Regions from separate parts of the Homo sapiens genome. Here region 2 is linked to region 1. Evidence: chromatin loops called from intact Hi-C (ENCODE). Cell type or tissue: gastrocnemius medialis. All regions are shown on one strand. Links, peaks and the distances in the headings refer to the core of each region. The heading gives the core; the rest is flanking DNA.

Region 1 (2,910 bases), core at 213-2,712:
GAGGCAGGCAGATCACTTGAGGTCAGGAGTTCGAGACCAGCCTGGCCAACATGGTGAAATCCTAGCTCTACTAAAAACAGAAAAATTAGCCAAGCATGGTGGCATGTGTCTGAAATCCCAGCTACTCAGGAGTCTGAGGTGGGAGACTCACTTGAACCCAGGAGGTGGAGGTTGCAGTAAGCCAAGATGGTACCACTGCACTCCAGCCTGGGCAACAGAGTGAGAGTCCTTCTCCAAAACAAACAAACAAACAAAAGTACAAGATAGGCCCGTGCATTTTAATATAATAAAGCATGAAATGTTCATTGATATGGGTTCAGATTCTACATTATAATCAACCTTAAAGAAACAATTGCTTGTTAAGTTTTGGCGTAGCATTAAAGAAGAATATTCACAATTATCTGAAAAAGCTATCAAAATACTCGTCTTTTTTTCCAACTCCGTGTTTGCGGGAGGCTGGATTTTCTTCAATCAAAACAATATATTGCGGGACGCAGTGGTTCATGCTTATAATCCCAGCAGTTTGGGAGGCTGAGGTGGGCGGGTCACCTGAGGTCAGGCGTTCAAGACCAGACTGGCCAACATGGTGAAACCCCATCTCTACTAAAAATACAAAAAAATTAGCTGGATGTGGTGGCGCACTCCTGTAATCCCAGCTACTCGGGAGGCTGAGGCAGGAGAATCACCTGAACCTGGGAGGTGGAGGATGCAGTGAGCCAAGATCACAACATTACACTCCAGGCTGGGCGACAAGGGCAAAACTTTGTTTCAAAATAAAAAAATAAATAAAAATTTTAAAAGCCCCAACATATTGCAACAGACTGAATGCAGAAGTAGACATGAGGCTCCAACAGTCTTTAATTAAGACAGTTGCTTGAGAGATTTGCAAAAGTGTAAAACAATGCTGTTTTTCTCACTAAATTTCTCTTTGTTTTGGAAATGAAGGTATTTTTCGTAAAAATATGTTTATGTTTACATGTAATGAGTTCATTATTACTTTTTGATAAATTAATAAATATCTGGGTCCTCAATAATTCTTTTAAAAATTTTTTTATAATTTAAAATAGAGATGAGGGCTGGGCTCGGTGTCTCGCGCCTGTAATCCCAGCACTTTGGGAGGCCAAGGTGGGCAGATCACTTGAGGTCAGGAGTTCAAGAACAGCCTGGCCAACATGGTGAAACTCTGTCTCTACTAAAAATACAAAAATTAGCCGGGCGTGGTGGCTCATGCCTGTAAACCCAGCTACTCGGAGGCTGAGGCAGGAGAATCGCTTGAAACCAGGGGGCGGAGGTTGCAGTGAGGGGAGATCACCCCCCTGCACTCCAGCCTGGGCGACAGAGCAAGACTCCTTTTCAAAAAAACAAACATGTAGCAATGAAGCCATTAAAATAATTTATTTTTTATTTCTTTTTCTTTTTGTATGAATCGACTTTGGATAAGAAAAAAATCTACTTTTTAAAGAGCTGGGTTTGTGTGGTGGGACACCTATTGGGTGCAACAATGTGGAGAACACTGCCCTCTGGCGGTCACTCCCAGTATAGTACCAGAGAGGTGGGGAAGCTTCCCTTGCTATTCTAGGACTGACCATGAGACGGCAGAAGAATACAGTATTTGCTTCTTTTCTATTTCTATTATACTTGCTTTTCTTTTTCTTTTCTATTTCTATTTGCTTCTTTTCTATTTTCTGTTCCTTCTTTTCTATTTTTTTAAATTTAAGTGTAGCTAAGGGGACTCACTATGTTGCCCAGGCTGATCCCCGACTCCTCGGGTCAAGTGACCCTCTCACCTTGGTCTCTCAAAGTGCTGGAATTATGGGCATGAGCCACCATGCCTGGCCTAAAACCCTGTTCCTAATCTCTAGGTTGGTCCTCAAAGCCTCACACTCAGCCGGGTGCCCAGGGATTGGGGCAGGAGTGACCTCACAGAGCTGCCCACAGTAATGATGCCTGAAGTGCTCCAGCTAGCAGGCTAAGCCTTGTCTTCTCTGCCTCCACAGCAACTCATAGCAGCCCTAGGGAAGGCCACATCCCAGACCCCTAAACCCAGAGAGACAGAACGCAGACCTGGGTGGCAAGGACTCAGTAAGTTATTGAGTGCCAAACCGGGCCACCACTGTGCTTGGCTTTAGGAAAACTTGACATCTATAAAACTTTTAATCTCTAGTAGGTGCTCAAAAAAGCCATTCACTCTTTCATGTAACCAAGAAAAGATGTTTGAGCACCTGCAAAGTGCCAGGCACTGTCCTAGTCACTGAGGACACAGTGAGAAGCAAAAGGGGCCCAGGTCCTGCCCACATGGGACTTATAATTTGGTGAGGGAACAAAAAAAATTTAGTCTCAAAAAACCAAAGTTTGGTTAGATGCTGTGAAAAAGGATGGGGTTCTTTAAGGGCACCTGAGAGAGGGGTCTTGTTTTTCCTGGAAGCCAAAAAGAAGCATAAAGGTTGATACGGTTTGGACGTTTGTCCTCCAAATCTCATGTTGAAATGTGATTCCTGGCTGGGCATGGTGGTTCATGCCTGTAATCCCAGCACTTTGAGAGGCCAAGGCAGGCAGATCACTTGAGGTCAGGAGTTCGAGGCCAGCATGGACAACATGGTGAATCCCCATCTATACTAAAAATACAAAACTTAGCTGGGCATGGTGGCACGTGTCTGTAATCCCAGCTACTCAGGAGGCTGAGGGAGGACAATAGCTTGAGCCTGGGAGACAGAGGTTGCAGTGAGCCGAGATTGTAGTGAGCCGAGATTGTGCCACTGCTCTCCAGCCTGGCTGACAGAGCAAGACTCTGTCTCAAAACAAAACAAACAAACAAAACTACCTCTTAACTTAGTCCCCTCGCATTTTTTTTTTTTTTTTTTTGAAACAGAGTCTCAGTCTGTTACCCAGGCTGGTGTGCATGCAGTGGCA
Region 2 (2,910 bases), core at 180-2,679, 580 kb before region 1:
GGGCGAGTGGGGGCGCAGCACAGAGACAAGGCATGCTCATCCTGCCCTGTCCATTTCCCAACCCACAGAATCTGTGCCATAACAAATTTTTTTTGGCACCACTACATTTGGGGGTCGTTTGTTTTGTACACATAGTAATCAGAGGAGAGCAGCTTCTGGGGCTTTAAGAGCGTTCACTTTCTTGTTCCGGGTGCTGGTGGAACAGACGTCACCATTCTGTGATCATTCATGAACTCTACACTTACGATCTGCACACTAGTCTCTATGTAGGTGGTACTTCCATAAAAAGAACCCAAACAAGGATACCAAAGAAAAACGGGGAGGGGACGTGGAGCAATTTCCCTGTTGTAACTGTGGAGCAAGAGATAGATTGGCGCTGACAAATGGGAACATCCCTAACTGGTGGACTCTGTTTTCTCCGTAAAGACCATCTCCGGGAGGGATGTGTTCAGGGCCCTGGGCCAAGTGGAGGAGGAAGATGGCAACAGTTCTTACAGCAAGCAGGAGCCAAGACACGTGGTAGAACTGCAGGGAATCCTCAGGCCCATCTGGCGTTGATAACTGTGAGTTCCAAGCAGACTCGCTGGTCTGCTGGGGACTCTCCAGTGAGGATCATTTGTCAGCTGTAGCTGGGCTCCCCCAGGGTGGGCCCACGCTGCCACGGGGAGATGAGGGACATGGGAGTTCAGGGTACTGCGAAGATGTTACTGACATGGTGAACCTTGGGATCTAAGCTGCCTGAAGATAGAAGGAAGGACATGCTTGATGGATGAAGGGAAGACAGAGGAGTCAGTGCTGGCATCTCCCGGAAGTCCAGAACGTTCCTGGAGGGAGCCACTGACCAGCACACAGCAAGGAGAGGTGGCTAGAATCAGAAAGGGGACTGGAATTCGAATCAGTGATGTGGGCCATCCGTGGTGGCTCACGCCTGTAATCCCAGCATCTTGGGGGGCTAAGGTGGGAGGATCACTTGAAGCCAAGAGTTTGAGACCAGCCTGGGCAACATAGTGAGACCCCCATTTCTGAATAAAATTTTTTTTAATTAGCCGGGAGTGGTGGCCTGCACCTGTAGTTCCAGCTACTCGGGGAGGCTGAGACGGGAGGATTACTTGAGCTCAGGAGCTGGACGCTGCTGTGAGCTACAATCATGCCACTGCACTCCAGCCTGGGTGACAGAGCAATACCCTGGCTCTTAAAAAATAAATTAGTGATGTGGAAGCAGAGAAGTTATGAGTCCGTAGTTATGGCTTTATCACCATAACTACTAACCCTATCTCTCAGAATCCTCGTGCCTCGCACGGGTATCCAGTAACCCTGGAAAGAAAGACCGTAGTGAGTGAGTGACCCCAATCTGTGAGCATTGCACTGATAGAGAAGTTCCACGAGATGGCAGCATCGGCCCATGAGCCTTATGCCTGGCGCTCTCCGCTCCGCCCGTCGCACCGCCCCCCCGCCCCAACGCCCCGCACCCTCCCCCAAAAGGAGCCTGTGAAAAATATTCTGACTCTTCCTGATTGTTATGTCGCCTGCAGGTCAACAGACCCTGGGGAAGAGAAGAAGAGGAGAGCCTGTAGGGCTCCAGTCTTAAAGATGAGGGCTTGTGTGACCCCCACTCCCAACCACTTTTCATGGAGTCTCCTGGGTGGGTTCTGGAGGCAGAAAGGCAACCATGTGAATTTTGGCTCTGCCGCTGACTAGCTGTGTGACTCTGAATGAGGTACTAACCTCTTTGTGCCCCAGTTTCCGCATAAGCTAAACGGGGCTGACAATTGCACCGACCTCATGGTGTGTGGTGGATTCTACGGGATGGGGGCGGCCGTCAGGGGGCTGGAGGCAGAGCGGGAGCTGTGTCCTCTGGCTCACCGTCTTTAACAGCAATCCATACACCTACTCTGTGCCTCCTAGAAGGCTGTTAGGTTGTTATTCTCACCCCCTTTACAGATGAGAAAACTGAGGCTTGACTTCGTAGGGCCACATAAAAAGCATCCTAGCCCAGGTCTGTCTGGCTCCAGGGCCCAGTTCTGACCACCAAGCCAAGAGGCTTCCCTATCGGCCACCCTGGCCAGCCTTGGCATCTCATCCTCCAGTTCCCTGGGCCTGGAGCTGGTCCTCTTGTGATACTGGGATGGCTTCTGCCAGCACTCAGAACCTTTCAGGGCATTTCCAAACCAAGGAGAAACAAGGTGCTTTTTCTTTTCTTTTTCTTTTTCTTTCTATCTTTTTTTTTTTTTTTTTTGAGACAGAGTCTCGCTCTTGTTGCCCAGGCTGGAGTGCAGTAGCGCAATCTCGGCTCACTGCACCCTCCGCCTTCCTGGGTTCAAGCAATTCTCCTGCATCAGCACCCCGAGTAGCTGGGATTACAGGTGCCCACCACCATGCTCAGCTATTTTTTTTTTTTTTGTAGTTTTAGTAGAGATGGGGTTTCACCATGTTGGCCATACTGATCTCAAACTCCTGACCTCGTGATCTGCCCGCCTTGGCCTCCCAAAATAATCGCGCTTGGGATTACAGGCGCAAGCCACTGCGCCCGGCCAGGGTGCTTTTTCAAAGGATTAAGGATTGTAAAATGTCGATCCAGTGGAAAGTGCTTTGGCCATTTGGAGTTTTCCTTCCTTCTCTTCTCCTTCTTATCCTCCTCCTCTTTTTCTCCTCATGTATAAGAATAAAGATGCCTAATGGATGTAGTACTTTACCATTTACAAATATTTTCCCTGACCTTCTCCAACAATACTTGAGCACAGATGGTTGTTGTCATTGAATCCACTCGGTTGCAATGCCTCATATGCCCCAGCCAGATACAGAGTTGGGAGCTATCAAGGCAGAAAAGCATGGCCACTGCATTCCTAGACACAGATGGGGTTCAGGACACACTACCGCAAACTTATGACTGTAGGAGACCAGACCAGAATA

What was found. A loop is a pair of places that touch in the nucleus more often than their neighbours do. Peaks named below come from ENCODE experiments on the same cell type or tissue, not always from the same donor. Only the 100,000 strongest peaks of a DNase experiment are listed, where the experiment ranks them.
Region 2: it touches region 1 in a loop (4-fold over the local background); 58 of 110 quality-filtered maps call a loop at or near these places.

The regions. Positions count from the first base shown.
Region 1 is chr10:71,895,048-71,897,957 of GRCh38, forward strand. No RefSeq gene overlaps it. Among named protein-coding and RNA genes, the nearest start is that of LINC03139, 18 kb to the left of the region's middle. In gastrocnemius medialis, for the core only: a CTCF peak has its summit at 1,528 (motif pointing left); a DNase peak (open chromatin) is centred at 1,534; H3K27ac peaks cover 778 bases.
Region 2 is chr10:71,313,089-71,315,998 of GRCh38, forward strand. No RefSeq gene overlaps it. Among named protein-coding and RNA genes, the nearest start is that of SLC29A3, 4.7 kb to the right of the region's middle. In gastrocnemius medialis, for the core only: CTCF peaks have their summits at 1,385 (motif pointing right) and 1,590; DNase peaks (open chromatin) are centred at 433 and 1,373; H3K27ac peaks cover 757 bases.